Regions from separate parts of the Homo sapiens genome. Here region 2 is linked to region 1. The links are chromatin loops, found by intact Hi-C in ENCODE. Cell type or tissue: PC-9. All regions are shown on one strand. Each heading gives the region's core, and the rest is flanking DNA. Links, peaks and the distances in the headings are about the cores only.

What was found. A loop is a pair of places that touch in the nucleus more often than their neighbours do. Peaks named below come from ENCODE experiments on the same cell type or tissue, not always from the same donor. Only the 100,000 strongest peaks of a DNase experiment are listed, where the experiment ranks them.
Region 2: a loop joins it to region 1, with 8 times the contacts of the local background. A loop is called at or near these places in 20 of 110 quality-filtered maps.

Annotation. Positions count from the first base shown.
Region 1 is chr2:157,187,498-157,203,895 of GRCh38, reverse strand. No RefSeq gene overlaps it. Among named protein-coding and RNA genes, the nearest start is that of GALNT5, 62 kb to the left of the region's middle. In PC-9, for the core only: CTCF peaks have their summits at 9,428 and 9,630 (motif pointing right); no DNase peak of the experiment used is centred there.
Region 2 is chr2:156,585,329-156,601,726 of GRCh38, reverse strand. It overlaps GPD2 (glycerol-3-phosphate dehydrogenase 2), which reads right to left. Exons shown (of 17, transcript NM_000408.5): 17 at 15,324-16,398. Among named protein-coding and RNA genes, the nearest start is that of LINC01958, 73 kb to the left of the region's middle. In PC-9, for the core only: a CTCF peak has its summit at 11,922 (motif pointing right); no DNase peak of the experiment used is centred there.

The DNA.
Region 1 (16,398 bases), core at 5,331-13,330:
ACAGCATTTTTATTTTGGCTCCCGTTGATCACGACTCTAGCAAGTGAACAGAAGGACTTATTTGTTAGAAATTCTGGTGAACAGCTTGCTGCAAGTTTAATCAAAACAAGTTTTGATTTAGACCAAGCTTGTCGCTTTGGCACACAGGGTGACAGTAGACAGTGACCTTCATGAGGTCTTGGAGGAGAGGCTAGATCAAAAGAAGTGTTTATTCTTAGGGCCCCTCAAAGGTTCTTTGAGAACTCTGTGCACATTTATGCAGAATTGATGGAGAACTTAAGGGGAACTGATCAATTTCGTGATCCTCAAACTATTCCTTGAAAATTTGTCAAAATACAACATGAACGCTTTATACTTTGCTATTTAAAATGATTATTTGACGCCACTGCACTCCAGCCTGGGCAACAGAGTGAGACTCCATCTCAAAAAATAAATAAATAAATAAAATGATTATTTGAAATATCTTTGCACCACAATCTAATTTTAATGATTATATTCAATGTTTAGTGAAATAATCAAATTAGAACATATTTATTCTACGTAGTATCATTATCACTGTAACAAATCACCAATAGTAGAAGAAGGCAAAACTAGATGTGAATATAATGGTTCAAAATAACTTAAACCTAGTTTTTTGTCACTTACACTTCCAGATAATTGAAAACCAGGAAACATTTCAAAGAAGGGCCACAAAGTCAGTTCTGGTCAAAAAATCCTGTCAGAAAAAGTAGTATTGAGGACAATTATTCTTAAAAATGAAGGTTGAGGTGCTTTTACCCTTTACTTTTGAAGGTCACCATTCCTCTATAGCTGGAAGTGATTTTGCCCACTCTCTCCATCCCAGGGACATTTGGCAATGTCTGGAGGACAATTTTGGTTGTCACAACTGTGTGGTTAGGGGATTTGCTATCAACATCTAGTCTATAGAGAGGCCAGAGATGCTGCTAAACATCATATAATGTACAGGACAGCCCCCCATAAAAAAGAAGTATTGACCCCCAAATGCCAGTAATGCCAAGGCTGAAAAACACTTATCTATAGTCTCTGATTATTTACTTGTCTTTAAAACAAAAGTGTCTGAGATTTGGCCTATAAAAATAGAGTGCTTCCTACTAATTAAGAGCTACTTAACTTGTAGTTACCTAAGAAAAGTTATTTAAACATTCTTGACTAACTGTAAACATTTGATAGACATTTCCCTCTTTTGGCTGTTTCGAAAATTATAGTCCCAGAGGCAGGGAAAATGAAGTAGATTGTCCCATGGTTGTGTATCATGAATGAAAGTCTTCTTTGGTAATATATATTTTTTGGCCAACCACCAAATGTTTGAGATCTATGATGTCTACTATTCATAAAAAAGTATTATTAGGCCTATTTAACAGATAGAGAAAGTAAAATTAAGAGAGGTTAAGATACAATCTCAAGGTTACCTGAACAACTAGTGCCACTAGCATTTTGAATATAGGTGTTATGGCAATGTTCAATTCCTGCTGTATCCTTCCATCAAGTGCTTTGAATACACATGACAAACTATTCCAAAAATATAACAATACAAAATAATGAGTTTTAAAATTTTTTATGTGTCTGGTTTACAGAGAAAGGGCATGGATTTTTTCTATTATATATTATTACCCCATCTTTATATTAATATTTAAAGAAGATCAGTTAACCTTTGAAGGACACAAGAGAATATCTCATTATTCTGAGAATTTGTGAGTAACAGGAAAGAAAACATGTTTATCTTGTTTATCTTGACTTTGTTGTGTGAATTCTGTCTCAGGATAACCAAATTGTTGATGAAGAGAGGGATTTTTCTCATTTCTTTTTTTAATGTATCTTTTAAAAAAATCAGTAAACTTTATTTTTAGAGCAGTTTTAGGTTCAGAGCAAAATTAAGTGAAAAGTACAGTTTCCTTATACCCCTATCACCACACACACACAGTCTCCCCCACTATCACCATCCCACACCAGAGGGGTACATTTGTTACAATCAATGAACCTACATTGACACATCAGTATCACCCAAAGTCCACAGTTTAAATTATGGTTCACTCTTGGAGTGGTACATTCTATGGTTTTGAACAACTGTATAATGACATGTATCTACCATTTTAGTATGATACAGAATAGTTTTACTGTCCTAAAAATCCTCTGTGTCCTATCTATTTATGCCTTCCTTCCTCCAAAACCCTGGAAATCACTGATCATTAACTGTCTCCATAATCTTGCTCTTTCCAGAAAGTCATATAGTTGTAGTCATATACTATGTAACCTTTTAAGATTGGCTTTTTTCACTTAGTAATATGCACTTAAATTTCCTCAATGTCTTTTCATGGCTTCATAACTCAATTTTTAGTAATAAATAATATCCTATTGTCTATATGTATCACAGTTTATTTACCCATTCACTGACTGAAGGATATCTTGGATGCTTCCACATTTTGGCAATTATGAATCAAGCTGCTATAAATATCCATGTGCAGACTTTTGGGTAGAAATACATTTCAGTTCACTTGGGTAAATACCAAGGAGTATAATTGTTGGATCGTATGGAAAGAGTATGTTTAGATTTGAAGAAACTTCCAAACAGTCTTCCAAAGTGGTTGTACCATTTTGCATTCCCATCAGCAATGAATGAGAACTCCTGTTACTTCACATCCATGCCAGTATTTGTTTGTGTCAGTATTTTGTTTTTTGGTCATTCTAATAGTTGTATATTTGTATATTGTTTTAATGTGCAATTTTCTAATCATGTGTGCTATGGTTTGATTGTGTCCCCTTCAAAATTCAGGTGTTGCCAATGTGATAATATTAAGAAATGTGACCTTTAAGAGATGATTAGGCTGTGAGGGTTTTTTCCTTTCTAATGGGATTAAGGGGATTAAGGCCCTTATAAGACAGACTTCACAGGGCATTTGGGTAGGTTGCTATCTTGACCTTCTACCTCTGCCATGTGAAGATCCAGCAAGAGGCCTTCACCATACACCAAATGCTAGTGCCTTCATCTTGGACTTCCAGCCTTTAGAACTATGAGAAAATCCATTTCTGTTGTTTATAAATTGCCCACCTTGAGGTATTGTTATAGCATCACAAAATGGACTAAGACAACATGTGATGATGGACAACATTTCATATGCTTATTTGCCGTTTGTATATCTCCTTTGGTAAAGTGTCTGTTCAGGTCTTTTGTCCATTTGTTAATTGGATTGTCTCTTTCCTTGTTGAATTTTAAGAGTTTGTATATTTTGAATAACAGCCCTTTGTCAGATGTGTCTTTTGTAAATAGTTTCTCTCGGTCTGTGACTTGGCTTCTCATTCTCTTGACATTGTCTTTCACAAAGCAGAAGTATTTAATTTTTATGAAATCTAGTTTATCCATTATTTCTTTCATAAATTGTGCCTTTGGTGGTGTGTCTAAAAAGTCATTGCCATAGCCAAAGTCATCTAGGTTTTCTCCTATGTTATCTTCTAGAGTTTGATAGTTTTGCATTTTACATTTAGGCCTATGATGATCCATATTTGAATTAATTTCACCAATGCCACACCGTCTTGATTACTGTAGCTTTATAGTAAATCTTGAAGTCAAGTGGTGTCAGTCTTCCAATTTTATTCTTTTCCTTTAATACTGAGTTGGCTATTCTGGGTCTTTTACCTCTGCATATAAAGTTTATAATCAGTTTGTCAGTATCCGTAAAATCACTTGCTAGGGATTTGATTGGAATTATGTTGAATCTATAGATCAAGTTGGGAAGAATTGACCACTTCACAATATTGAGTTTTCCTACCTATGAACATGGAATGCCTCCACATTTATTTCTTTCATTAGAGTTTTATCGTTTTCCTCATATAAATTTTATACTATTTTGTTAGATTTATACCTCAGTATTTTATTTTTTGAGTGCTTATATAAATGGTAATATGTTTTTAATTTCAAATTCCATTTTTTATTGCTGATATGTAGAAAAATAATTGACTTTTATATATTAAACTTGTATCCCACAGCTTTGCTTTAATTGCATATTAGTTCCAGAGACTTTTTTCAATCATTTCAGATGTTCAACATAGATCAAAAACAGTTTTTTTTTCTTAAAATCTCTATATCTCTTATTACTTTTTTATTCTATTGCATTAGCAAGAACCTCCAATATGATGTTGGAAAACTGCAATGAGGAGAGATAACTTTCCCTGTTTCCTGATTTTAGAAGAAAAGCTTTGAGTTTCTCGCTACTAAGTATGGTGTTATCTGTAGTTTTTTTTTATTTTTATAAATGTTCTTTATCAAGTTGAGAAAGTTCCCTTCTATTTCTAGTTTGCTGAGAGATTTTATCTTGAGTGGGTATTGGATTTTATTAAATGCTTTCTGTGCATCTATTGATATGGTCATGTGATTTTTCTTATTTAGCCTATTGATGTAATTGATTATATTACTTGATTTAAATGTTGAACCAGCCTTGTATAGCAAATTCCTACTTACTTGTGATGTGTAATTCTTTTTATACATTGTTAAATCCAATTGCTAATATTTTTTGAGGATTTTTGCACCTATATTCATGAGAGATATTTGTGTGCAGTTTTCTTTTCTTGGAATGTCTTTGTCTTGACTTGGTATTAGGTAATACTAGACTCATAGAATGAAGTAGGAAGTATTCCCCCCTGTTTCTGTCTTCTAGAGGAGATTGTAGAGAATGGATATATTTACTTCCTTAAATATTTAATAGAATTTACCAGTGAACTCATCTGGGCCTGGTGTTTTCTGTTTTGGAAGATTATTTATTATTGATTTAATTTCTTGAATAGAAATAGACCTATTCAGAGAGTCTAGTTTTTATTTTGTGTGTTATGGTAAATTGTGTATTTCAAGGAATTGGTCCATTTCATCTAGGTTATCAACTTTGTGTACATATAGTTGTCTGTAACATTCATTTATTATCCTTTTAATGTCCTTAAGATTTGTAGTGATGCGCCCTCTTTCATTCTGATATTAGTAATTTGAGAGTTTTTTCTTAGTTAGCCTAGCTAGAGGCTCATCAATTTTATTAACCTTTTCAGAGAAACTGCTTTAGGTTTTGTTGATTTTCTCAATTGATTTCCTAGTTTCAATTTTGATTTATTTTTATTTGTTTCTTTTGCTGAATTTTGATTTAATTTTCTATTCTCTTTAAAGCTTATGTGATTGATTTTAGATTTTTATTCTTTTATAATGTATGTATTCAATGCATAAATTTCCCTCTAAGCACTGATTTCTCTGCTTCCTACAAGTTTTGATAAATTGTATTTCTTTCCTTTCCTGCTCCCTACATTCTTTCCCTCCTTCCTTCCTCTGTTCTTCCTTTCTGTTTATAGACAGTCCCCCTCTGTCACCCAGGCTGAAGTGCAGTGGTATGATCATAGCTTACTGCATCCTCGATCTCCCAAGTTCAAGTGATACTCCTGTCTCAGCCTCCTTAGTAGCTGAGACTACAGGCACACACCATCATCCTTGGCTAGTTATTTCTTTTTTCTTTTTTTTTTGTGGAGATGGTGTCTTGCTATGTTGCCTAGTCTGGTCTCAAACTCCTGGCCTTAAGCAATCCTCCCATGTTGGCCTTCCAAAGCACTGGGATTATAGGCATGATCCACTGCGCTCAGCCAAGAAAATGTATTTTCATTTACATTTATTCCTAAATGTTTAAAATTTCCATTGGGGTTTCTTCTTTGATCCATGTGTTGTTTAGAAGCGTGTTGTTTAATCTCTGATTATTTTAGAATTTTCTAGTTATCTTTCTGATATTGATTTTTAGTTTAATTCCATTGTGGTTTGAGAGCAGACATAATATGACTTATATTCTTTTAAATGTGCTTAGGTGTGTTTTTTTTCTTTATCTTTAATTTTCCAAGGTTTGAATATAATATGCATAGGTGTCATTTTGTTTTATTTTTGTTTTTGTTTTTGCATTTGTCTTTCTTAGTGTTCTGTGAGTTTCCCAGATCTATGATTTGATGTGTGCCATTACTTTGGTGGGAATTCTCAGTCATTATTACTTCAAATATTGCTTCTGTTTCTTTCTCTCTTTCTTCTCCTTCTTGTATTCCCATTATGCATATGTTACACCTTTCATAGTTGTCCCACAGTTTGTGGATATTGTGTTCATTTTTTTCGTTCAGTCTTTTTTTCTTTGCTTTTCAGTTTTAAAAGTTTCTATTGCCATATCCTTAAGCTCAGAGATTCTTTCCTCAGCTGTGCGCAGTCTATTAATGAGCCTATCAAAAGCATTCTTTATTTCTATTACAATTTTTTTATCTCTAGCACTTCTTTTTAATTATTTCTTAGAATTCTCATATCTCTGTTTACATTATCTGTTTTTGCATGTTGTCTACTTTTTGCCTTAAAACCTGTAGCATATTAATCATATATATGTATATTTTTAAATTCCTAGTTTGCTAATTTCAACATTCCTGCTATATCTGACTGATTCTGATGCTTATTCAGTCTCTTCAAATTGTGTTTTTAACCTTTTAGTATTTCTTGTTAAATTTTCTTTTAAGGTGGATTTGACGTACTAAATAATACAAATTGATAAATAGGTTTTTAGTAACGTACTGTAAAGTGTAGGCAGAGAGAAGCATTCTGTAGTCCTATAGTTAGGTCTCTGACGTCTGGTAAGCCTATGCCCCTGAACTGTAAACTTCACCAGTGCTTCTTAGACCGTCCTCTTGCATCCAGCCCCACCCCTCCCACCCCGGCCCCTTTGGTGTAACAGAATGGCTAGAGTTGCTTGGAGTTGGCTATTTCCCTTCCTCCAGGTAGGTTAGGCGCCAATAAACCCCCTGTAGTTAGACTCTGGTAGAATAGTTTCTTCTGATGGCAGGCCTTGTTAAGAACAGAATATTCTCGTTTATTTCAAAATGGTTTGTTTTCTCCTTTCCCTGTTGGAAGCGTCAGGGGACTTTTCTTAAATATTTACTGTGAGGACCTGGTAGGGCTCCTGGAGGTAAAATTTACAAAAGTGTATGAGCCTTCTATGATTCTTGGTTCTCTAGGAGTTTTTAACTCTCTGTTGTCCACACTAAGCCTCCAGTGGCAAGATAAGTCCTTTAACTTTTTAATTTCCTTTTGTCATGTAACAAAATTTTGAGAATTTACTTATGCTTAAAAATAAGTCAGATATTATGAGGGATTTTAGAGGAAACAGGACCCAAAATTCAGGTTACCAAGAAGAATGAAACTTCACACATAAATATGTTCACAAATATTTTAACTCAAGATGTAAGTAAGAACACATTAATATAGCAGAAGCGAACTGGGGAGGCAGGTAGTATAGCAACTGGGCACGAGTATCAACTGGAATTGAAGAGAACTGGATTTGAATCATGATCTGCTTTTTATTTTCTATAAGACTTAAGGAAAATCAACTACTTGGATTATTCAGTTTCCTTACCTGTAACATATGAATGATCAGAGGTATGTTGGAGCCTACTCCCACTGGCTTACAATAGCAAATTTGTTTGTTTGTTTGTTTGTTTTTTGAGACGGAGTCTCGCTCTTTTGCCCAGGCCGGACTGCAGTGGCGCTATCTTGGCTCACTGCAAGCTCCGCCTCCCGGGTTCACACCATTCTCCTGCCTCAGCCTCCCGAGTAGCTGGGACTACAGGCGCCCGCCACCGCGCCCGGCTAATTTTTTGTATTTTTTTTTTTAGTAGAGAGGGGGTTTCACCGTGTTAGCCAGAATGGTCTCGATCTCCTGACCTCGTGATCCGCCCGCCTTGGCCTCACAAAGTGCTGGGATTACAGGCGTGAGTCACCGCGCCCGGCCACAACAGCAAATTTTTAAATTTTAAGGAATTTGGGAATCCAATTATTAAAAATTATCATTACTAAAAATTAAATTGTATAAACTTTTGAGTAAGTAAATTATGTTAAAACCAAAGGAAACATATGCTCAAAACTCATTTTCTAAGTGTTTTGCTAGATTCTACTACAACCTATGCTTTTGAGATTATTTACATCAATGATATCTAAAGGTTGAAAATAATAATAATACACTGCATACCAATTGGCAAACAGTATAAATTGGGCTTAATTTATACTGTTGTTGATTTTTATATATAAGAATGTGATGATAAACATTAATATTGCAGATGAAATCTAAAGGTGTATTGTGTTCGTAATTTACACTGTGAAATAATACAAAAATTGAGAAAATATTTTTCTACTATTTGAAAATAATGATGTGATTCAGCAAAATAATCACTCATTCATTGATTAATGAATGAAGCCCACCATGTGTCTTCTTTTTTTCACTTTCATTTTACTCATTAACCTTAATAAAACATCAACTTCCATTTGTGTTAAAATTATACTTGCTTCTCAGTTGTGACTATGGGTTGGCTATAGATACAAGTCATGGACGAAATTCAATGAAAGCATTCTGTGAACTCAGTTGGCTATATAAAGGGTACTGTGTATTTGTTACTGTTTCAACATGATAAAACACCTAGGGCATCCAACACAATTTCTGCTACATGAATGGTTATTGTTAATGTGACTTTTAAGTATGTGTGTGTGTAGTGAAGAAATAATTAAAGAGTAGAGTTTGATTTATAAGGAAAAGTTTTCAGAGTAGGTGTGTTTTGTAGTAGATTTTGAAGTGAGGTTGTAAATTGAGATAATCTAAGGCTGAAAGGTAAAATGAAGATAATTTACTGATGTTCAGTTTTATATGTCTGTAATTATCGTGCCCATTTTCTTTAGCTTACATAGGCTAGTTTTCTTTACTAGAATCACAGGAAGTTTTTTAAAAAATACCGATTATTGGATGTCATAACCTATCTACTAAATCAGAATCCCCTGGCATTTGAAATGCATTCCTTGCAATCCCAGTGCAGTCAGTCCAGCTATGCCTGTGGACTGGGGTTTGGAAACCACTAGAAAAATAGAGGAGGACCTGGAGTTTTTCTTCAAATTCTGCTCTTCTTTTTCCTAGCTCGGTGAACTTGGGCAAGTTACTTGGCCTTTTTGTACTTTAGTTATCCCATCGCTAAAGTGGGAGCAATAATAAGATAGTAATGAAATTGTGATATTTAAGAAGACAGATGATATTCAGTACTGTCAAACAGAGAAAAAAATCCTATGGTTATATATAACATATTTCTTTTTTTAAAAATTCTGTAAGCCTATCTGTTGATACTTAAATAATTCTTACCTCATATACAAATAGTAATTTCTTAAAAACTTTATCTGTATTAATTCTGTGAGAAAAATTGCTACTTCTTACTGGGCAAATAACTGACATTTCAATTTAAAATGATCAACAGGCAATGTTTCACTAATAAAACACAAAGACTAAATTTTCCATTTATTAAAACTAAATTCTATTTTTATTTCAAATTTGATTAAGGAATCTCATATAGTTATTATGTACTGGGATTTTTGTTTGGAATCAGATCTGTATACAAATGTATTAAAAATATATTCAATGCTAAATTGTCTTAAGTCATTTGGCCATCTGTTTTAGAGAAATATACCAAGTGCTTAGAATTAATCTTGACAAACATTTCATAAAAAGTATGTGTGAAAAAATGTGCCTCAGAAGGGCTTGCGCCAAAGTACTTTCTCGTTTATGCCACAAGATGGTGCTTTTGCACTCTGTATATCCATTGAGAAAGTAATGTCTAAAATGGTTGACAAAAGACTTTAATTTTAGAAGAATCATTAGAGTTCAAAGAGCTTACCATTTCCAAAAAACACTCCCACTACACTCTTGAGTAGAAATGTTAATATGAAGGTGACAATGAAGAGAAATTTTTTAATCTAAGAGACAATTTGATATGTTTTTAGGCTGGGTTGTGGCTGTCAGTGTTATTTCTATCCATAACTGAGGAAAATTCCTCCAAGTAACAAACATCTGTATATCACTGTATAGTCTCTGACATATTATCATATTTATTATGGCACCAAAACTGGAGCTTGTGAAATGCTAGTCACAGCAAATTCTCTTAAGGCAGTTGGGTCCAAATGTGAGGAGAAGGTAAAGAGTCCTCTAAAAATAGAAAAGCTGTGCTTCATTTCTAAGATTACTTATTTCCTTTTGCATGTATGCCATTGTTTTATTCTTTTGCTCTTTATTCTAAAAAGACTGCTTGGCTTGTGCCATATTGAGATTTCATGGAATCTTAAGTTTTGGGAGTTGAAGAGTCTGTATGTATCTTTCATTCAACCTCTTAGCCAAAGAAGGCATTCTTTGTATACCATCTCTTGATCATCCAACTGTTGTTCCATCAATAGGGGCCTTTCTGTGCTGGCTTTTTTTTTTCTTTCTTTTTGCCAAAGCCTCTGTCATTAAAACTAGTGGAGAGCTTATTTATTTATTTTTTTAATTCCCTAACTTGTTTTCAGACTGTATTGACTTAAAAGCATTTCCTGAGGATCAAAAATCTTACAGTTTCACTATATCTTGCCTTTCAAAATGTAAGCTAGGAGCAAATTATATTTGAAAAAAAATCATTATTTACCTGCCTTGTAGGGTTTTTGGAGATACTGTATCCCAACATTTTTCAAAAAGCTTTCAGGAAACTAGCTACCGTTATGAAACAATTCAGAGTTTTTACCCACAAATAACATCTGTGCTTTCATCTAACTTGAAATTTCAACCTCAGACCACATAGAAGTTTCTTGTTGCAACTGACCAGCCTTTTGCTGAGTCTCTCAGTGACAGTGCATAAGAATGAATGCTGTCTATATGAAGCATAGTCTTTTTTTTCATTCAAGTAGAATCATTATTGTATATTCTGAAACTAAAGTTTTCACAACATTTATAACTTTTTGCCTTTGTGTATGAATGGGGATGTGGGTTGGAGGGAAGTGAAGCAGAAGGCAGAGGGGGTGGATATGGGGTTATCTGATTTCCATGGAGGCAAGGTGACACCTTCACAACGGACTCACCTTCTATAAGTAGCTCCCTGTCGAAAGCAACTACTTAAAGCTTCCCAAGGTCTCCAGAACAATTTTATTTGACCTTTTGTTAAAGACCGCCTCTACTAAGGAACTGATTATTCTGTTCCCAAGGGTGGAAAGTTGAGTCAGGTTTTACTACACTGTATATTAAAATTGTATCTACTCATGTGGTTTCTGTGTAGTACCATGGAATCCTTGATAATCTAAAAATGGAAGAGGAGAACACACAGCCATAATGCCTGACCTAAGGATTAAGTTACCTTGGTATGATTGCCGCCATCTTGAGTGTCATTACTCTCAAAGATAAGAATTTAACAGTTACAGCCCTCCTACGTAATCTGGGACTAGGACTGAAGCATTTATGACAATGGGGTGATTTACAGTGGAGTTACGAAAGGAAACTTTGATGTGATCTGCATCTATCTTGGTTAGCAATGCCTGCAGTGCATAAACTCCTTAGGGCTACATGGCAATGAGAGGGATGCCTTCATGCCTACTTGCTCGGGACTACTTGGCACACATTTCTGAGGTAAAAACAATTCATGCGACTTTGCCAAGTCTGCCATGCTCATTGTCCTGTCAAAATTTAGAAGGGAATATCTATCATGCTGTACAATACGTTTGATGGATATCATGATATATTTTTATGGGAAAGTGTACTGCACTCCTCCTCATAATCGTAAGAGGCATTTTGCTATGAGGGTGAGAGAGTGATTCTGAGGACTGTACCACCTAAACCTACATATTTAAGCTTTATGAGACTCCAGTGGGACTCTGAGCTAGAAAGCATCTGACCTAGTTGAATTTTTAATGCTTTTCGTAAAATGAAAGTCTGCATCATGATTCTACTTAACTGTGTTCTTTCTTCCTCAAATTACTTAAAGTGACCCATTTCGTAGTTGGCATAACTGAAGGATGCGTACTATGTAGGAAGGTATTGAATTACCTTCCTTGTCCATTTTAAAACGTGGAGGAGAATGCATTTCCAGGTAATGCTTCTTACCCATTGCTAACTTAGGTAGATTAACCAATTATCAGTCATTTAGTTCACAAGTATTTTTAACCTGACCAAAGGTAATAGTGTCAAAGGAAGAGGACAACAAACACCTAAGAAATCTCTCCTCTTGCCAAGAATTGGGATAAATGATAAGAAGCTGTCCTTGTGTTTTGATGCCACAGACAGGATTAAAATCATGCTGAACAAGGCAGGGTAATATGTTTAATCAATCCATTACTTGGGCACATCTGAGTATGGTATGAGGATTCAGTGTGAAGGAAAGAAAAAGCTGACCTGGAAGACTGGGTCTGAGTGTGGGATGCGGGGAGGACAGCTGGATATTCCCACAGGCAGGAAAATGCGATACTGATGGCTCATCACCTGACTGGGGCGTCTTTCAAGTTCTATGCAAAATGTAGCCACTGGTAGCTTTTAAATAATGAATTGTGGCCATTGACATCAATTCCAATGGCAATTTCTTCTAACATCTGACTAAGTTTGTCAGAGGATAATTATTTACCATTCTGATGAGTCCAGGCGGTCTGCTAATTAATTCTTCAATGGGATGCTTGCCATCCTTGTTGTTCCTTAATACTGCATGCTGAGGGTTGTGCATAAACAGGATTGGCACAGGGCCTACCATAATGATTATACAGGTTGAAAGCCTGGTGCCAAGTGTTGTTTAATTCAGTTTCCCTGAGGTCAAGGAGGGAGGACTTCTGCTGTGCCATGTATTTACAATTTTTGGAAAAAGAGTAGGTGAAAATGTCTACATTAGACAGTTTTAAATATTCCTATCTCAGTGAATATTGAAAACATAATTAGGACTAGGTGGAAATGTATTACAAATCTGAAAATTAGTGTTAAGTACATTAGACTGAGAAATTGGTAACATATTAATATTTTTAATCAGTAAATATAATCACAAGACAATTTATCTGTGATTCTTCCGAGGCAAGGACATAGGGATCAAGCAAATGAAGTGGAAGGTCATAACACCTGACTAATAATGAAAATAAATGAGAAATCAGGTTAACATTTTAGACAAGTCTTTCTTAAAAGATGGGACTGAGACAGATTAGACTTGCCTACTAGCACAGGACTAATTAAAATATGTTTAATTGATAAAGATTGTTGATTAGTTATGTTTTCTTGTAATCTCTGCTAGAAATCTCAGATCTGAAATTATACTATTCAGTTTCTATACACTGCTTTTTTTAAAAAAATAATTCCAACTTATAATTTTATGTTAAACTACATCGGGGGATGCCAGTTATGAGCAATATTTCACTTAGGACAGACACCCAATTAAGTTGACCTTGTCATTAAGAGAATCATGTGTTTCATTGCTGAATTTAAATCTTTGATAATCATTTTAATGGTACTTCAAAATGACCAGAAATCCCTAGCAATAGGGATTACAAATTCTCACATTTCCCCAGGCAAATATAGGACAAGACAGGCCACCTAGTCATGTTCCAAAAGGCTTTTTCCCTTCTGTATCAGATAAGTATTTATGGCAGACAAGCTACCTCTAGGCTTTATCGATGATGATAAACTGAGAAGGAATGACAGCTGAAGGAGAGAGGAAAAACACGAAGGCTAGCAGGAAACCTCTACTGGGGCATCAGTGTGCATCAGCAGTTCCACAAAGCATCCGCGGGAATGTAGGGGTGGGGAGGTCATGAGGAGTGTGTGAACTGACTCACTTAGCAACAATATAGTTTTAAAAATCCCAGGAATTTGAAGAAAGTGAAAGAACCCTTAAATCCCACATTGGATATTTTCTGAAAATTGATCTATAGTTTTATTCCAGATAGTTCATGGGCATTATTATCCTCCCATCTTTGGAATATCGTAATTTTTGAACATTACTAAGTTAAAACAAATATGGTCATGTAGTACTAGGACTCAAGCAGTGCCTGTCTTCCAGGGAACGCCAAGCCTTTTGCAGATGCTTTCTTCCTCTGCTATGCTCTCCCAAGACTAGGAAGACTCTAAAAACAGTTGTTGGGTTGTTTCCTAATTATCTTAGATGCCTACAAGAAGATTACTTTCTGCAACTATGATTTGTCTGAACTAACCTCATTTCCCATCCACTAAGGCAGAAGCTGAAACTTTCATTCTATTTCAACTCAAGAATAATTTAATATGTTATTTGTAGTTTCATCATTTTTTTTTTTTAAGTATGGTTCTGGTTTATTTTCTGAACAGACCTGAAAAGGAGGCAAGGTACAAGGCCTTTCAGTTCTCGGTTTTCATAGTAGGTGTATGGCAAATGGAGTTCTCACTGATGTGCTAATGTGGGCTTTTTGTGCTTCCCTCTTCCATAAGAACTACAGACACTGTGACCTATCTACTCTTTTTGATACGTATAATTTCTTTATGCTTGCTTTCCCAAACCAAATCAAAATCCTGTTTACACTGATGACTGGAAACTTGTATGTCTTAATCATACACTTCTTGAGAGAGACAGGCCAACAAGGCGCTTGGGAGGCATGCACACACGATTGCTATTTCTTCTTTCTCAACTAGACACTTTCAGGTGTTCCATACCCTTCTTAAAGTAACATCCTCCATCCATATTAATTAGCAAAATTGTCTCTGTTGACCACCCTCCAACATGCCCTATTAAAATTCCATTTCATAGGTGTCAATAGTGAAGGCAACACCGTTATCCTTACTCAATGTGCTTTTCTACATTTATATTTTTACTTGTGTGTTGTTGATTGAATCCTTAAGCGTCACACTACAGCACCAGTGGTCTCCAAACTGATTTTAATAATAAACTCCATAGCCAGTAAATCTTTTTGGCATGCGTTTGCCCTACAAACTGTGAATATTTGTTTACTAGATTATATGCATACAGGACTACACTACATATTTCTTTTATAATTATATAGTATATTAACAATTTAGTAATAAGACAGTAGTAGTAGTAACAATAAAGTGTATCAAAACTAGTATGCTTATGTAGACTACAGCAAACTAGTATCCAATATATTATAAAATACTATAATTTATTTACTTTGCATCACATACACAAAGGATGGGAAACAAGGAGTATGATATCATAAAGCCAATGTAAATATAAGTACAAGGCTAATTATTTTCCTTCCAAACCTAATTGACTGTCTTGTACAACACCCTGGGGTTCGTGCATCACCTTTGCCAAATGCTGTCATATTCTAGCAGAGAACATGAACGGAATTGTTATTACAACAAAAATATAATTTAAAATTATTTTATATCCATCTTTAGAACACATATTATGTAACTCACTGAATTATTCTTTGGCTTCACTTTGCAGTTCTTAATATAATAATAAAAGTAATTTGCATCTCCTGAAGGGGTATTTGCATGGTAGTGAACAGAATATCTTGAGTAGTTATGAAAAACTGGCCTGATATTTAAAATTTTCTCTGAATACACTAAAAAGTAAATAATAAACAAGTGGTTCTGTGACTTTATGGGGAAAAAAAGGAGATATAAAGACTAACACATCTTTTCAAGGTGCATGGAGAGAGACAAAGACCAAAGCAGGAACAGAAAATAGGTCCCCCGGCCTGTGTTCTGAAACAGTCACCTTGGTGGTACCTTGATACAGTAGTATTTGTAATTTCTACAATGAAAGAATACACTTTCATTCTTGTGCATGTATATAGTGATTTTTTAATAGTATGGTAAGGTCACTGGTAAAGTCACTAGTTGTAGCCTTCTATATAACTCTCATATGCCCTTAACTGTTCTCTTTTGGATAATCTTTCATTAAAAAATAGATAGTTAATAATGAGAATACATATTTGTTTTTTAGTTGGAGTTTTCAGATTTCTTAATTGGCACAGAATTTTAATCAGTCTGGTAAGTTAATGTTGACTGATAGTCTCTTTTTTAATATTGCCTATATCTTGAGCAGGTATACATTGCCTTCTAAATATCATTGCAGAAGGCTCTTTATCTTGTTAATTCATGTTCCTAAAAAACAGTTCTTTGGTTTTTACTATCTTATTTTACAAATATAGTTGATTCTCTTGAGAATTTGTTGAAAACTATGGACTTTCTCCCTGTGAAAATGCACATATTTACAAAATGACACTAGGTTAAGGCCTTTATTCTAGTATGATTATAGTATTAAACAACTTTCACACCCCTCAGTTCATAGGAAAATTATTTTTAATAAAGTTTTTTTATAAAATAAAACTTATTATTTTGCTGTAAACTTTATATGCAGAATTGTAGATGTGCTGCAGAGATAACAGTTTAAAACAGCAAAATAAGGAAACAGTGAGGAGGGGAGTTAAATAAGGGGCAGCCTTTCCCTATCATGACTGACTATTTTTTTTTTTTTTGAGATGGAGTCTCACTATTGTCACCCAGGCTGGAGTGTAGTGGCGCAATCTCGGCTCCCTGCAACCTCTGCTTCCCAGGTTCAAGCAATTCTCCTGCCTCAGCCTCCCAAGTAGCTGGG
Region 2 (16,398 bases), core at 7,382-15,381, 600 kb after region 1:
GTGACCCAGGAGACAACTGGCTTTAGTTTTAGTTTAGTAGGCGTTTATTGAGTGCTCATTGCTTGCAAGGCTCTTGACTGGGGATAAATAGGTGAATAAGCCCATGTCACTGACCAGGAAGGGATGATTTTCTATCAGAATAGTTAGGTGGATGACAAGATAATAAGACATTGTAATGACTATAATAGAAGTATAATCAAGGTTTGAAGAAGGATAGGGAAGAAAGTATGGGGAAGGTGATTTAGTTATTTTTCCTGGGACAGGAGACTAGAGGAAAGGAAGGAGAAAAGAATTTTAGAGATGGAGTTAACATTGAGCTTGGGTCTTAAAATATAGGAATTGTGTGGGTGTGGTGGCTCAAGCCTGTAATCCCAGCACTTGGGGAGGCCGAGGAGGGAGGACCTCTTGAGCCTATGAGTCCAAGACCAGCCTGGGCAACATAGGAAGACCCTGTCTCTACAAAAAATAAAAATAAAAATAATAAAATAGAGGAAATTATGTAGAAGAGAAATAGAACTAAAAGGAGGCTGTCTACGCTGCAAAAAATATTTGCAAAGACAAGAAGCATGACCACAGTGTGGCTCAATGGTGAGTAGTTCTGTGTCATTAAGGTGTAGGGCAAATGTGGGGAGTGCCTGGCACTGTAGACAGGTCCCAGGTTGTGAATTGTCTCTTCACCTTGTATGAGTTGTTACAGGCTTTTTAGGAAGGAACAAACATAAGCAGATTTTTAGAAATAAGAGAATGGCCTCAACAGAGAAGACCAGATCAGAATGACAATGGTGGTGGGTGCTTAGTTATTGGTCGATGTTGAGGCCAGAGAAAAAAGTTTAGGAGACAGCAGATTTCCATCAGGTGGAAATGATGCAATCCCAAATTAACCCTGGATGAATATGATGGGACAAGTGAGAAAAATATTTATAGACAGAGTTGGTTTAATTTGGCAACTGACTAATTAGGTAGGGGTAAAAAGGGATGGGAGGAGAAAGTAGCTTCCTTTGTTGGATTGCCAATGTTTGAAAAACATTGTGATGATTTCCTTGGCTCATGATACAATAAGGTTTATGTTATATGTATCTTAGGATCTGAGACCTTATGCTGAAATAGATTGATTTTGATAATTCAGTCTATTTCATTCTTTAGTTGTACCCTTCACTCTTTAGTTGATGTAGATAATATTTATAACTTTTGGCATTTTGCATTATAATTGGTGTGAATATTTTATGGAAAATTGTACCCCAGTGTGAAAACAGCAAGTCCAACTTGCAAAACTGTGTAGCATTCCGACGTAAGACATCTCTAAGCAGCAGCACCATTTCCAGGACTGCTTATGATACCATGTCAAGATTCAGACACCCCATCCAGAAATAAGGCATAAATTTCACTATCACATATTAAAGATAAACACAACAGGGATAGGAATGCAACAATAATATCAAAATAAATGTAGAGCTCTGAGACTAAAATTCTTCATCTTACAGCAACACGTTAAAAGGGGGAAAGAACCAAACAACCAAATGAAACAAAAACCATGCCTTGTTTCTTGATTTCTTTTCCCTTCACAGTCAAAAAGGTATCTAAGAGAAATTATATAGAATTCAAAATAATGGCTCTAGGGATTCCTAACAGAAGGACAATATTAGGTCACAGCCATCATATTTCTGGTAAAATCAAGTATGTTCTTTTGGAAGAGGCTTAAATTTTTTAATTTGTAAGGTCACAATAGTCTGTCTCCTTTTTCATTTTCACCTGATGCCTTGCTAATGCCTATCGTTTTCGCTATGGGGCTTTTCTTAGGTAAACTGATGTGACTTGTGGTGGGTGGTATACTTACTAAGTTAGTGAAGAATACTTAAAACTAGAATTTTCACACTTAGGATCAGACAGGCTGCGGGCCACTATTCCTTATTCTTATCTCTCTACAATAGGAAGAACAAAGAAGGCCATTCAAACTCCAGGCTCCACACAAACTCAACTCTTCCACTTACCACATTTGTGACCTTGAGAGAGTCCTTCAATCCCTTTTTACCTCCGTTTCTTCACCTTTAAAAAGGGATAGTAACAGTACCCAATGGTGGAGTTGTTATGAATATTAAATGAATTAATCTATGCAAACACTTAGACCAGCCTCTGACATACATGAAGCCGCATATAACAGTTGTTGCTCTTGCGACAGTTATTGGCGCTGCTGATCACTCTGAACTTTTCTCCTTTAAATGCACAATAAGACCCATTGCATTCAAATCCACAGTAGGACCTTACTGAGCTGCAACAATTGAATAAGAAATTTCTACCATTTTATTTAAAGATGCTCTTCCCCCAATTTTTAATTCCATCCATTGGTATCTGGTTTTTGCCTGCATACACCTTGGCCCTGCGCTCCTAGGAGACAAAAACTCACCATACAAAGAAGTACATTAAAGCAGCCCCCAGCCATTGTTTCATTTTACTTTCTCTTAATTTCCTTTAACTTCATTATGTAACTTTGTAATTATTGAAAATAATAGAAAGGAAACATCTTTAAAATACACAAAAGTGTATGTGATGTTGATTCCTAGAACTGAGGAAAACTATCCTGCCCCAACTGTTAAAAAAGATTTATCTTTCTATGCTAAAATGAAAATTCTGAAACAAAGAAATATTACATGAGCTATGTTGACGCATCATAATAACAGTAAGAAAGCCTTATTCTTTGGGTGTAAATTTTATGTTTTTGTTTTACAGTTCCAAAAATCTATGCATTTGAAAAGTACAGCAACGGAAACTTGTTATAAGTCAAGTTTGCATTGCTATTGGTTGATTTTGTACATGTTTCCATTTCTTTCACCCTGAGTTCCCTGCAGCTTTATGACAAGTAAATGAAGATATTTGGAGCCTGCTGAAGAATTACAAACATTTGAGGTGGCAGGAGCAAGGGCCTGAGGTCATGCCCAAGATGCAGGTGTTCAGAATTCCAATCCCTGCCTTAGCAAGGGCTTGCTGAGTGCCCTTGAGCAAGTCACTTTGCTTCCCTGGACTTCTCTCCTCCCTGCTAGGGTGAGGATATTAATGCTCAGCTCCCACACGGGGGGATCAAGTGTATTAAGTAATTAGAAAACAAGATTCCCATAGAACTCTGTAGGAAATGAGAATTTAGTCAGATGATTCTTAAGTGTTCTGGAAAACAAAAAACAAAAATTAGACTGAGAGTTATACAAAGCAAAATTTAGTTGTCAATACATAAGATTGGTGGAGGCTACCTCTCCATTTTACCTAAGCAGGAAAACATAATATTTAAGGACATATATTATTTCCAAATAAAATTCCACTCTTCTCTCTCTCTCTCGCTCTCTCTCTCTCTCTCTCACACACACACACACACACACACACACACACGAGATACCCTTCCTCATTCTTTCTTTATTTTAAAGTACTGCACCTATTTGGTTTCAAAATAGGAGCCTTCTACATAAAATTATCAGCTTTAAAACAATGTTTGAAATAATTAGGTCACAAATTCTGGAGCCCTTTAATGTGGTTGCAATTCTATAACTATCTGCGCATTCCATGTATGGCCCTATTAAATGTACCAGGCACCAATGTTGCCGGCTGTCAAGAAGCAAAATGAAAAATAGTTTTAATAGCTGCTCTTTGACCTGTTTTATATTTTATGTCAATTATAACAGCACACAACCATGCATAATTATGAAGCATAGATGCATTAAAATGTACACATAATTTGTGTTCTTATGGCAACCATTGCATTAGGCTCTAGAAAACAAACCTATTGTTATAAGTCATTTGCACATTAATATATTAGTATTAAATATCGAAGACAGATTTGTCTATCCATCTGTTTTGAGTCATTGTAAGTAAATATATCTTTTTGGAGGGGTGGACAAAATCTCTACATAAATGCACTGTAGGTGCCATCTGCACCATATATTATAATACAGAGTTTAGCACCATCGTGCATAGCAACTCCAGCAAAGACGGTGCCATGTGATTGTCATTTGAATGTCATTTTTAAAAAATGATCTGGTATATGGACAGAAGGAGGATTTTTTTTCTGGCACTGCCATGAAAATTCCTTCATTTGACTATCCTGTGGCTTTTGGATTTCTTTCTTAAAAGCTTATATTTTTCCAAGGATAAAAGGAAAATAATTATTTTAATGCTGGGTAAATGAACAAAAGAGTATGTTTTCTCTATGGCAAAATTAGTAAAATACCACAGAAAAATTGCTTTAAAATATCTGATAATTGTAACAATGACCTGAGAAGCAGGTAATAAACCCAGAAAATGACCTTTCTATGCTACAGATGAGGAAACCAGGGATTTTTCTACTAGATGACAAAACAGAGTTATCAAAGAACAATCAGATAACTCCAATTTTAACTTTTCAGCATCCTCATAATTTTATGGAGAGTGAAGCTGCTGGAGTGGAGGGCACAAGAGAGAGATACAAGATAAGAAACAGAAATCAGACTTCCTAGCCCCAAGTTTTTCCATTTAATACTTTCATGTTCATAAATTTAATGGAAGTAAGACTCCACTATCTTGTCAGTTTTGACCCTATTTCTCTATCTCTGAGCAATTGCTTTAGATATCCATCTGACCTTAATTCATCTGAAAGCTCACATGTAGAATCTATAACAGTCGAACTGATAGAAACAGAGTAGAATGGTGGTTTCCATGGGCTGGTGGGTAGGGAGAACATGGAGATGTTGGTCAAAGGGTATAGAGTTGCAGTTAGACAGAAGGAATAAATGATAAGTATTTAAGGTGATGGATAGTTAATTAGCTTGAGTCAATCATCCCACACTGTATAACATCACAGTGTACCCCATAATTATATAGGATTATAATTTGCCAAAAATTTAAAATAAAAAGTAGAAATAAATTGGCAAAATAATGAACATTTCAGTAAGGAAAAAAAATCAAGGCAGGAGGTTGAGGGATGAGAGGCAGAGGCAGCAACGAACTGTTTCCCCGAAGTCCTGACTGAAACAGATGACTATTTGTATTTGTACTTAATTCACTTTAAGTGATCACATTTTTATTTGGGTGACCAGAGAGAATCAGAACAATTTCAACATGCCTTTCTGAAGCTTCATCTAAAGTGTTTTTCACTTCTCTGTTCTTTGCTTCTTTTGTTAGTTGTCAGTAAATGTAGATGTAAAGAATGTTTATTCCATTTCCACATAACCAGACTTTGAATTCAGGCATTTCTGGGATGATTTTAATCTACAATGACTCCTTAATTCACTCATATATTTACAGGTGTAATATATATTACATTTAATTCACCATATATTTACAGTTTACAGGTATTACATCCGTTGTCAAAGTATCACCCAGATATTATTTAAAGCTTTAATTTGTTTCAATTCCAAGAAGTTTCTCTAGGATCTTTAAAATACTTGTCTCTAAATGCAGTATCTCTATCTTTAAATAATCATGTAAAATGTAAAGTGTTTGGAAGAGGACTGGAAATATCTGGCTTTGATGGACTTTTTTTTTTTTTAAACTTGTGGCACTATGGAAAGAAAATTGCTCTGTACTAGCATAGCTCATTCCTACCTAAGATTAGCCAGATAAAGGGAATAATTTTCTGAAGAGAAATGGGTACTAATGGAAGAAAATAAAAGCAGGGGAGAAATAACTGATGAAGAAGGAAGAAAATATGTACCTGAGTAATTGAAGGCAAAAACACAATGAGAAAGGTTGTAGTAGTGAATCTCTATCTCAAATTTCTAGAAAGAGCTATCAAAATTCAGACAAACACCTTGGAACTCATGCCTCTGAAGCTCAACACTGAACAATTTCAGATAGTTATGGAGTGTGTCATGGAGTCACCCATGAGACTACCTGGCTGGCTTCATGCCACACCGTGTTTTGTGGGATAAGATTTTGAGTCTCACAGGCACTGAGAATGGACTGGGGATGAAGATGTGAAGGAGATCACAAAGCCGAATCCGACAGAAAGAGGTCTCCCTTTTGAGAATGTTGAGGTACACTTAATTTAGAATTATATGCTTTTCAAATTTTAAATGCTAAAGGATCACCAATTTAAAGAAAATGGCAGAGTTAGTTCCTCACAGGGCAACTTTCTAAATATTGTCTTCAGAATGAAAATAATATAGTCGATCCTATAGTATTTACTCATTGTTTTAAGCACTGTTTCCTCAAATCCATTTTTACAACACAAAATTGATATTTGTTTAGCTCACAGACATTTGACAAGCATATCTGTAGTTTGCTTACTCTCATGTACTAACATGGAGTTTTACACTTTTTAAAAATTGTTATTATTGATTCATTTTACCCATTTAAATTCTTACAGTATTTTTTTCCTTCTATTATGCCTGTATGTGTTATGTGCTGATTTGACAACATAATTCACTGACTTCCAAGGCTGCTTCATTTTTCTGCACTTAATTATCCAACCCAACTAAAATTAACTTTTCAAAATAGCATTCTTTCACATGCCAGTTATAAAACTGACTACAAAGAAAGTTCTATACATTTCGGTGGATAATACTTCGAGCCAAACTGTCTAAACTGATGGAGACTCTTTACCATTATATTTAAACATCTTAGATTTTTCTCCAGTTTGTCTTCTTTACATAACTTCTTTTTCCTTAGTAAAGTCTACTAGTTTTATTCCTATGTCACCATCTTTACCCTCATTTTCCAGGAAATGGGACAAAGCAACTTCTGTTGAAACACAAAACCCCTTACTTGTCACAAGTGTCAATCAAAACATTGCTTTGTTGATCTCTGCTTGGTTTTGGTTTCCTTTACATTCTAAGGAACTTCTTTCTTAAGAAATTTTTATTTTAAAACTTTATTAATTGATATATATATAAAGAAATCACCAATTAGACTCATCCTTTCAACATTGGCTTATTCATTCATCTGTTGCATATTACCAGGGCTAATGGGCAATATTCACACATTTGGCAAAAGTTACCATCCCAGGAACCTGGCTTCCTCTGGATATTATAAGGTATTCAACACTAATGACAATGCTTCTGGGTTCTGTACTCGGGGAGGCACAGCTGCCAATCTGTGTAGTACTAAACTTTGGGGTGGGACCAGGGACCTATCAAATGGACAGGACCAATCTTTAAGTATACAGCACACAGCAGCATTTCTCAGTACTTCAAACTTGGGGGTAGGAGACTGGTGCAGCATTATAATGGATATCCTAATTTAATTAAAGAATAATTATAGAGCTACAGATCAGAACATATGTAAGATTTCAGAAAAAGATGACATTTCATTCTATCTTTAAACATTTAAAAATTATGTGAAGCCCCTAGAGGATTTTTGATTTGATAAAGAAAAAAACTTATGTAAAATCACATGCAATTTGCCCTTCAAATGATTTTAATATTTATCATAGAAACAATACATGCATTAGTATATGGATTTTTAAAAGGTATAGGTAATTTCCTATGCATCTTCAAGTTTACTTAATGGAAGCCTGGATGTCCGTGTAAAGTCACGTTGGATCTGATGACATATTTTTAATGGCATTACTTACTTGTCCTAACAACTGAAAGACTTTTTTTTTGGTGGGGGGCGGTGGTGGGCGGTGGAAATCTCTCTGGTGCTCAACTAGAAACATCCTGGGGGTGGTAGGAGTTTTCATTTTCAAAGCTATCGCAAGCCAAAAAGACTTACTGAATGCCACTACGTGTCAAACCTGTTTAGATTCAAAATATTAACTCCCCCCAAGTTATTGAGTTTTATATTGACAAGATGTTCCACTTAGTTGCCTATCTTGAAGAAGAAAATAAGAGGCTTGCATTGATTTGAGAACTATCTCTCTGGTTAGGTGCTTTTGTGATTTTATAAAGATTGAACTTCCCAGGGTTAGTTAAAGAATAATATGGCCCTGATAAATCACTGATATGCAGAAAAGGACCAAATCTCTGCATTTCTGAACCACCAAGGGGTAAAGAAAACAGGACAAGCCTTGTCTTACCCACATGCCAAAAATCAGGTTACTCAAACTATGTAGTGATAATGACCGCTGAATATAGCATAAGTAAATATTTGTTATGGGGCCTACATGGTATGAATGAAAAGGACTTATTCACTTTACTTTGGACCCTTCCTTGGGTTTGAACAGAAAGTCCGACTGATGAAATCTCAACACTTGGTCCTAGACCAGCAGACTGCTCAAGGAAGAAAGCACTAGCTCTTGTAAGGTCAGACCGGGTTTGGGCCAATCAGTTGCAGAGAGGTTGTTCTTCGAAGCACTGCTGGCATTTGGGAGTTGCTGTGACAGGCTACAGGAAGAGATTTCATTCTTCTTTAACTTGGTGGCCAGCCTGCAAGCTACTGTGTGAGTCCTTTCCCCCTAATCCATACTGTTCAGTTGCCACGAAAGCTTGTAAACAGGAGCCTCCATCAGTTACCTCAGAGTGGTCTGAACAAACTAACATCATAACAAGAGTGTTTATGGAAAAATGCTTAAGCACTGAAGCAGAAAGGGCTTAGCACTGATCAGACCTCTCTTCCACCTTTATTCTTCACTGTTCACATTGAAATGCAAATATCAGCGCAGGGTTTCCACTGGCGTGCCACTCACAAATTGAAAAGCAGTTTTTATCTATGCAAATGTAAGCATGGTAATTGAAGTTAATCAATCAATGCTAGCTTTCACTAAAACCTTGAACATGATTGAATAAAGTAATTATCATTCAGCGAAAATGATGAAGTTGTAGACAGCATGAACCTTATTAAAGGAGGATTTTGAGTCACAATGGCTTAATTTAGCTAACAGCCCAGCCTTAGCTCAAGCAACATACTACTCTTGCTGCCTAGAATTGTTTTACGATTAAAAAACAACAACAACAATAATAATGGGGGTGGGGGAAGACGAAGGTAAGGATAAAGTAGGGGCTTTATTATTTTTATAGTGCTTACATTAATAAAAAGTACTTGTCATGCTAGAAAAGAGAAGCCATAATTAACATCTTTTAAAAAGCTCTGAACAGATCAGTGAACAAAGATTGCTATGACATTTTTGATATGCCCAACAGCAATAACAGCCTCTTAATGCTATTATTATATTTCTAACATAAATGGGTGAAATAAAGTGAGCATCTCAGAAGTTTTAGTAAAAGAAACACAAAATTAGAAAAATATTTTCATGTGCAAAAGGAACCTATTGAGATTTTGCAAATCGAATGCTAATCTCTTAAAAGCATGACGTCGAATATAATGTGTATTGTTTTTATTGGTTTACAGGAGTTTCAATAATAAAACATATGCTATGTTTTGCACAGCCTTTCAAATATTTCATTTTTTTCCAGAGTGCCATATATTCAATTACTTGCTTTGATTTATAAAAAACAGTCCACCAGAAGGTGTTTTACCTTTAATTCTAGTCTATTTTTTTTTCCAGTTTCTCTAAACTCTTATCTATTTTTACTTATGACTTAAATGCTTTTCTTTAAAAACAAAATTATTTTATTTAAGCCAAAGTTTAGTGTTATTGTTGAAAAATCATTTCAGGTAGTGTAAGGGAAATAATGCATCTCTGGAAAATGTAATCAACAGTTAGTGTGTAACATAATGTAAACTGATTATGGAAAGAGGTTCCATTTAGCTTTTTCCAATGTATTTTTGAAAAACAAGGTTAACTAGCAATATTTAGATTAGAGTCGCCCAGCAGGATATGGTGACTCTAAAGAACCTACAGTAATTCTATTGGATTCAATTAGATTGAAAAAATTAAAGGTCTGTAATCTTGCTAATATTATTGTACACCCTTAGGGAAGTCATTCCCTCCCCCAACTCCATTTTGGTTGATGCATTTCACATTTAGTGTATTTTGAATAACAGTTTACGGGATTAAAGCAGCATTCCCAACTGTATTGCAAAAAAATCCCCCCTCCCTTTTTCGGTGGTAGGGAGATATATAGTGCTAGGTATTTTCTTCTAACATACAATGTCTCCATGTATCCAAATCTCTTAAAGCTTCAGTACGTTCATATACCATCACTTGTATCACTAATAAATAAGTAGGTGACAAAAATAAATTCCAAAGTTTAAATAAGTAGTGAATGGATTATAGTAAAAACAGTTACAGGATTTTTCCAGTACATGTTTTCCCTGAATGTAATTGTCCTGCCTCCTACTATTTAAGTAAAAGCAATCTGCTTATTTATTATCTTCTATGCCATCCACAAAGCACTTAAGTATCACGCTGTGGCTACTGTGGTAAAGTGACATTAGAATGCTATATAAAAATAGTTAAATAGAATCAAAATATCATTTTTACTTGGATAATAATGTGCATTAAAAGTATGATATTGATTGTTTACCTTAAATGCCCTAATAGCAGCAAATTATTCATTTCTGACCTTCTGTGATTATTTCCCACTGCAGGACCAACCCAGGACAAAAGTTAATACATCTCATTTTCTTATTTCTACTCAGGTGTGTCAAACTAACAGTAGCAAGAAAGACCACAGGATAGAGAGGAGACTGTCTTTATTTTTGACCCTTCATTTTCTGCAACAGTCAGGAGTTGACATATTTTGGATTAAAAAGAAGAAAAAATTAAGCAATCATGCAAATCAATTACCAATATATTCACAAAAGATCCAAAGTATATAGAATATTTGCTTTCTTATTCCTAGGATTCATATAGACTAAAAAGGATCTGTATATAAACAGTAAATATTCTATCATCAATGCACCATTTGCAGAACTGCAGAGTATCAAATAACTGGATAGCTAGGAAGTTAAGGTGCTGTGAAGTATTACAGCTACTGTTTTTCTAACTGCTGAAAGCACCAAGACAATACAAAGTTTTGTTTAGAAACAGTTTTTCCCTTGCTACCTTGTGAATCAAAGGAAACTCTTAAAGTCCAAATGCTTGCAATTTAAAATCTATTTGAAACAAATCAACACTTCGTATTTTTGTTCCAAGATGTGTTGCTCTCCCAAGCTTTCCCTGCTGAAGGTTTTCTATTAATTGTACTCTCAGTCCAATAGTGGGTTCTCTGACTCTAGCCTTCACTTGTCTACCATAGCTGTGATGGTTAAAAGCTTCTCCAGTTTGTCACAGAGTTTAATATGCACCCTACATAATTATGCAGGATTCACTGTGCTATCAAACTGCAATTCAAATTAGTTCAGGATTAAAGGCACAGAACAGTACTGCTTCCTTAATTGCATTGTACTGTGCTGATCACATTCAAATACCCATTACTCATTCCCTCTGTGGAGCAATAAGTCAGGGGGATTAATATTCAGGCAGGTGACAGGGCCAAGCCATTAAAAGGCAGTTATGCAGAAAGCATGGCTGGTTTTATTCACGTTAATGAAATCAGTGAAATGAAACTGTAATAGATTTATCAAAGCTCAGATGGATTTGCTGTAAATCAGTTTGATTCAAGCAATCAAACTGGACAATAGAGATAGTTTTCAGCTCTAGCAATGGGTGTCAGAAAGCAGCATGTGAAAAGTGCTGATATTCTTCATGTATGGATTTGATATCCACCTCATGCACAGGCCTATTCCCAAACCACTGCTGCTAATTTTTTTGTCTTTTGAACTAGGTGCCAGTGGCTGATAAAACATACAGCATATCGTCTTAATACAGCACTTACACTGTTTTTATTCCTCATTTTTAAGTCCCCCAGAACATCAATTCTTTCCAATTGCTGGCAGAGAAAAAAGGAAAGTTCGACAGTGCACAAATTGGCATCGCTGTCCCTCTACTTCCCAGAACAGGAATGCAACTTTGGCCAGGGTGACTCCGCACAATTAGTACGAGCTGTGCTACACCAACATGTATGCAAAGGGGAAAATGGTCAGATAACAATTTCCAACAGTAATGGGATGATGCAGGAGCCCTGAGAAGCTGAAAATTTACTTTTGTTCTGGGTTTAATGAAATAATTTGGTATCCATTAGAGGGCAGCATAAGAACAAAAACTAAGCACAGCAAGGGACGTTTCCCCCGCAGATTGACAAGCACTTTTCCTGAGGTAAACTTTTTCGATGTACTAATATTTTACAAGTGTAAAGCCAATGAATGGAGAAAACTAAGTAATGAAGAAGATGGGAACGCATCCTACTGTTAGAGAAAAATGACACCAAGGACAGCATATGCCAATTTAGCTTTAGGGAGTTTTCAGGCCATACATTAACTCCTTCCACACTCCACCTGTTTTTAGGGTTAAAATAGAAATGCTCCTTTCTGGAGCTTAATGATCTTGTATTTTGCAGACAATGTTTCTGATGGAATTACGATGAATTGGGAAATAGTGATCACGTGTTTGTGTTCATAAGAAGTGTATCATGAACTGTGGCTTATACTAAAACTACTCTAATTGGTCCAATTTTTATTTATTAGAAACAAATTGTTGAAGAACTAATGCCAGTTTTTAATGATCCAAAACAGAAATAAATGTTCTAGTCTATTACCGTCCTATATGGAATAAGTCAATATTAAAGCTAATTAACCCTTTTCAAAGGCATTTTGTCCCAGGTTTTTATTTAATGGTTCAGTGCTGCTTCAAGCATGGATCAAGCTGGATAAGCTCCATTTAAAAAATGGCCCATTTTGAAAACAGTTTAGCAGCTCACTATGACAACTATATTTATCAGGATAAACTTGACTTTTTCAACTGTATAAATAAGTGACCACAGTTTCTTAAAAGATCCAACAATAAAATAGATGATGGTTTCTTAAAAGATCTGACAATAAAACAGAGATTAAGGAAAATAGCCAAATCTCTTTAGTAACATTATAACATTATAAAAACTGATTTCATTTATTGCTTTTTAAAAATATTTAGCTTTAGAAATATTTTCAGGTTTTTACTTTTGGGGGTATTCCTAATGGGGGTTCAGGGTGGTCCCCATATAAGTTATTTCATTCTAGGTCACATGTGAAATGAAAACCTAAGATTTGTCCTTTTTGGAAGAAGCCATGATTTTTTAATAGTGTTCAAACACATAGTGCGAAGCACATACTTTTCAGGCCATAAATGACTACTTTGACATATGAAATCCTATGAAAATTATATACATTATTTAAAGAATTTGGCACTCTTCCCCTTTGCTATACTAGCAAATCACAGAATGTACTTTAATATCAAGCTATTTTTGACTTATAAAATAGATGATATATTTTGTACATGAATTAAATTCTTCACAGTACCAGAGGAATTAATTTTAATGTTATGAAATTTTGATTAGCCTGCTGTAAAATCAGAATTGTTTACCGCAAGTGTCTGGGTTCTGACTCTTATAGTCTTTCCAAACAGATAATGAAATGAACTGGGAATGGGGGTGGGGGGGCGGCAGAGTAATTTATGAAAACATGGTACACCATAATTTTGCCATTTGTCTGCAATAAGGATGGCAAATGATTCATGGGATAAAATGAAATATTTCTCACTGTCATTTCAATGGATCTAAGATTTACAGCTTCTCAACTTGGATAGGAAAAACTCTGTATGCAGAAAAATGAACTGTAAATCAATTAATGATGGAGATGAAAAACAAAAAATGATATTGAAGCAAAGGTGAGAAAAATCTAAGCAAGAAATTAAAAGGGAAGACGTGACTATTTACTTTGAATCTTTGGAGGCAGGAGGTAGCAGAGAGGGAAGCCTCTGTTTAAGAGGGCATTAAGGTCAGGTTAAAGAATAGTGATATGTTGATTGAGGTCATTACGTTTAGATCACTTAGACAAACAATAAGATAGCTTTTAAAGCAAAATCAGATATGCCTAAATTGGATTTAAATAATAAATTTAGATCTAGTTTTATAGTATAAGACTAAAACAAATAAAGAAATTCTGTGGTTATGAAAGATTTGCCTCCAATTCAAGATTGTCCTTAACCAAAACTATTATTTTATAGGCACCAGGGCCAAAGCATATACATATATATGTATTTCACACCTCCCAACTGCTTGGTACAATGAAGGAAAGCTAGCAGCAGCAAATGAAAAAACTGATCCTAGGCTCTACAGGAGTCACTGTACTTGGAAAAGGAGAGCAGGGATGTCTGCTGTAGGCACAGACCATGGGCATGAATGGCTCAGAAGCTGGTGGAACTAGTTGTAGTCTGGGCCATGCACTAATAATCAAGGTAGGTACTATGAAACTCAATCCTCCCACCTCCTCTACTGAAAGATGATATATTACCTATGACTACAGCATACAAACCTTAACCTCCCTAGATTGAAGCAACTCCAATGTGAATACAATTAACAGGGAACCCACGGTAGGGTATGCTGAGCAATGCAATTCAAATGCCAAATGTGGAGAACAAAGATGGTCCTGATAATTCTGCTAAAGTAGTATTTTGCTTAGATCACATGAGTCTTATTATTCTGGACCAGGTATTTAACAAAATATAAAGATATCTATTACTTTTTGCAAAGAGCTCAGGACCCACAGGACTACCTCTGGTATCGTCAAGGCTCAATACATCATGTTCTGTGCCTGTATTTCACAAGTTAGGCAGCTAATTAGAGACCTAAAATACAAAACACATGCACAAAAAGCTCATCATCTCTGTCTCCTATACAGAATTTGTTTCACTATGAGGGTGCCAGATCAATTTAAAACTTTTGTTGTTTCCTTCCTTCATAAGTCAAATGTCATCAGGTGAAATCTGATACCAGGGACAGTACAGTGTTGATAAAGATAGTAAAATATTGATGCTAGTATCATATTTTTTTGATGACCATAAATTTTATACAATTGGGAGCAATATTTTGATAAATTAGATATTAAAAAATTTTAAAGCACTAACAGATTTGATAAGCTAGATCAACAAAAAATGTTTTAAGCTGCCATGTATTTTTTTCCAGGCACTGAACAAACAGTTTATTGTTCCAAGTCTGTCTGGGAGCCCTTGCTTTGGGGTATTCTATACGATTTCAAAGAACCTTCAGAAGCTCACACATGCCTTTGGGCATGCAGAACCAGGAGGCAGCACATCTAAACCACAAATGGAGAATATACTCCATCTACGTGTGTAAATTAAACCCCATAAAATAACATGGGCATTATAAAATTTGTGTTAAAACTGATAACAGCTTTACTGATTTACTGACAATGAAAATATATAGCATTTTTTTCTGTCAGAGCATTTATCAACACTTGGCAACCCTGCACTAACTTGACATGTAAGATGATCAAAATGGATTATGTAATCTTTCCCATTCATTTCTATTGATTTTAGTTATGATAAAATTCATCAGTGTGCCTGGGAACGCTTAGGCTGAAAGGCTCTGGTAGATTTAAAAAAATAAATAAATAAATAAGGAAATAAAAGGAAAAAAGAATTCAACTGAGTTGTAATAGGATGAATGTAATTGTAGAATAGGATTGCACAAATACAGAAGTCATGCCCTAAAGGCTACAGCAACAAATTAATACAAATAATTCTGGCAGTCTTATAAAATTACATCTATCTCTGTAGATATTTCACTTTTGTGTCATCAAAAACACAGTTTGTAAAAATATTTTCAAACTTTTTTTAAACTTCAACAGTAATCAAAGTTATCTGACTGCAAGTAACATCAAAATGCTAGCAAATAGACCATTTTAATCAGTTTTATTGATTCATGCTTCCAGTTCTTATTCAGTTAAAAACAAGGCACATTAAATACATCCTCTTATTGCTCTATAAATGCATGCAGCTCATTCTGTGTATCAAAAGTAATAAATAATGGCCATAAAACACCAAGACAGTTATAAAAATGACAACCCAGCCTCAAACATAGTATTTAACAGTCCAGTCTAGAACAATAACCCAACATGATACATAAAAGTGCCACATATGAAAACATGCGGTGTGTATATCCACTCTAGCACTGAGCTTACACTTGCTATTTAAAAACATAGTAGGGCTTTTTCACTCCTTCAAAAAGGTTGACATGATGCAAACATCGCAAGTTATAGCATCATTGACTTTAATATTACATTCATATGCCAAAAATCTTTACAGATACATAAGAGAAAAATAACATCAATGATGACTCCTACAGTATATTTAGTAAAAGTGAGAATGAGTTTTTTGTTGTACAAAAGAGGAAGCTACATATTTTGAAACAGACAAAGCAAAGCCAGAAACTGAAGCAGGATAGAGAGCATGCATTTAATAGCAGAAATCCTAAAGTTACACTCAGTATAAATTGATTGAAAGCAAGAATATTGCAAACAGCATGATGGATATGAGGCAGACAACCTTGGCTTAACAAATAATCCAGCATTATCATTATTGTTATGACTGTGGTGGGGGCTATTTAAAGGAGTATCCAACTCTCCAGCACAGATGGGGGTTCCTTCACCTGAATCCCCTCAAAGGCTCTTGAAATAAATCACTTGATAATAAAAGGCAATCCCTGCATACCCACCCCGACC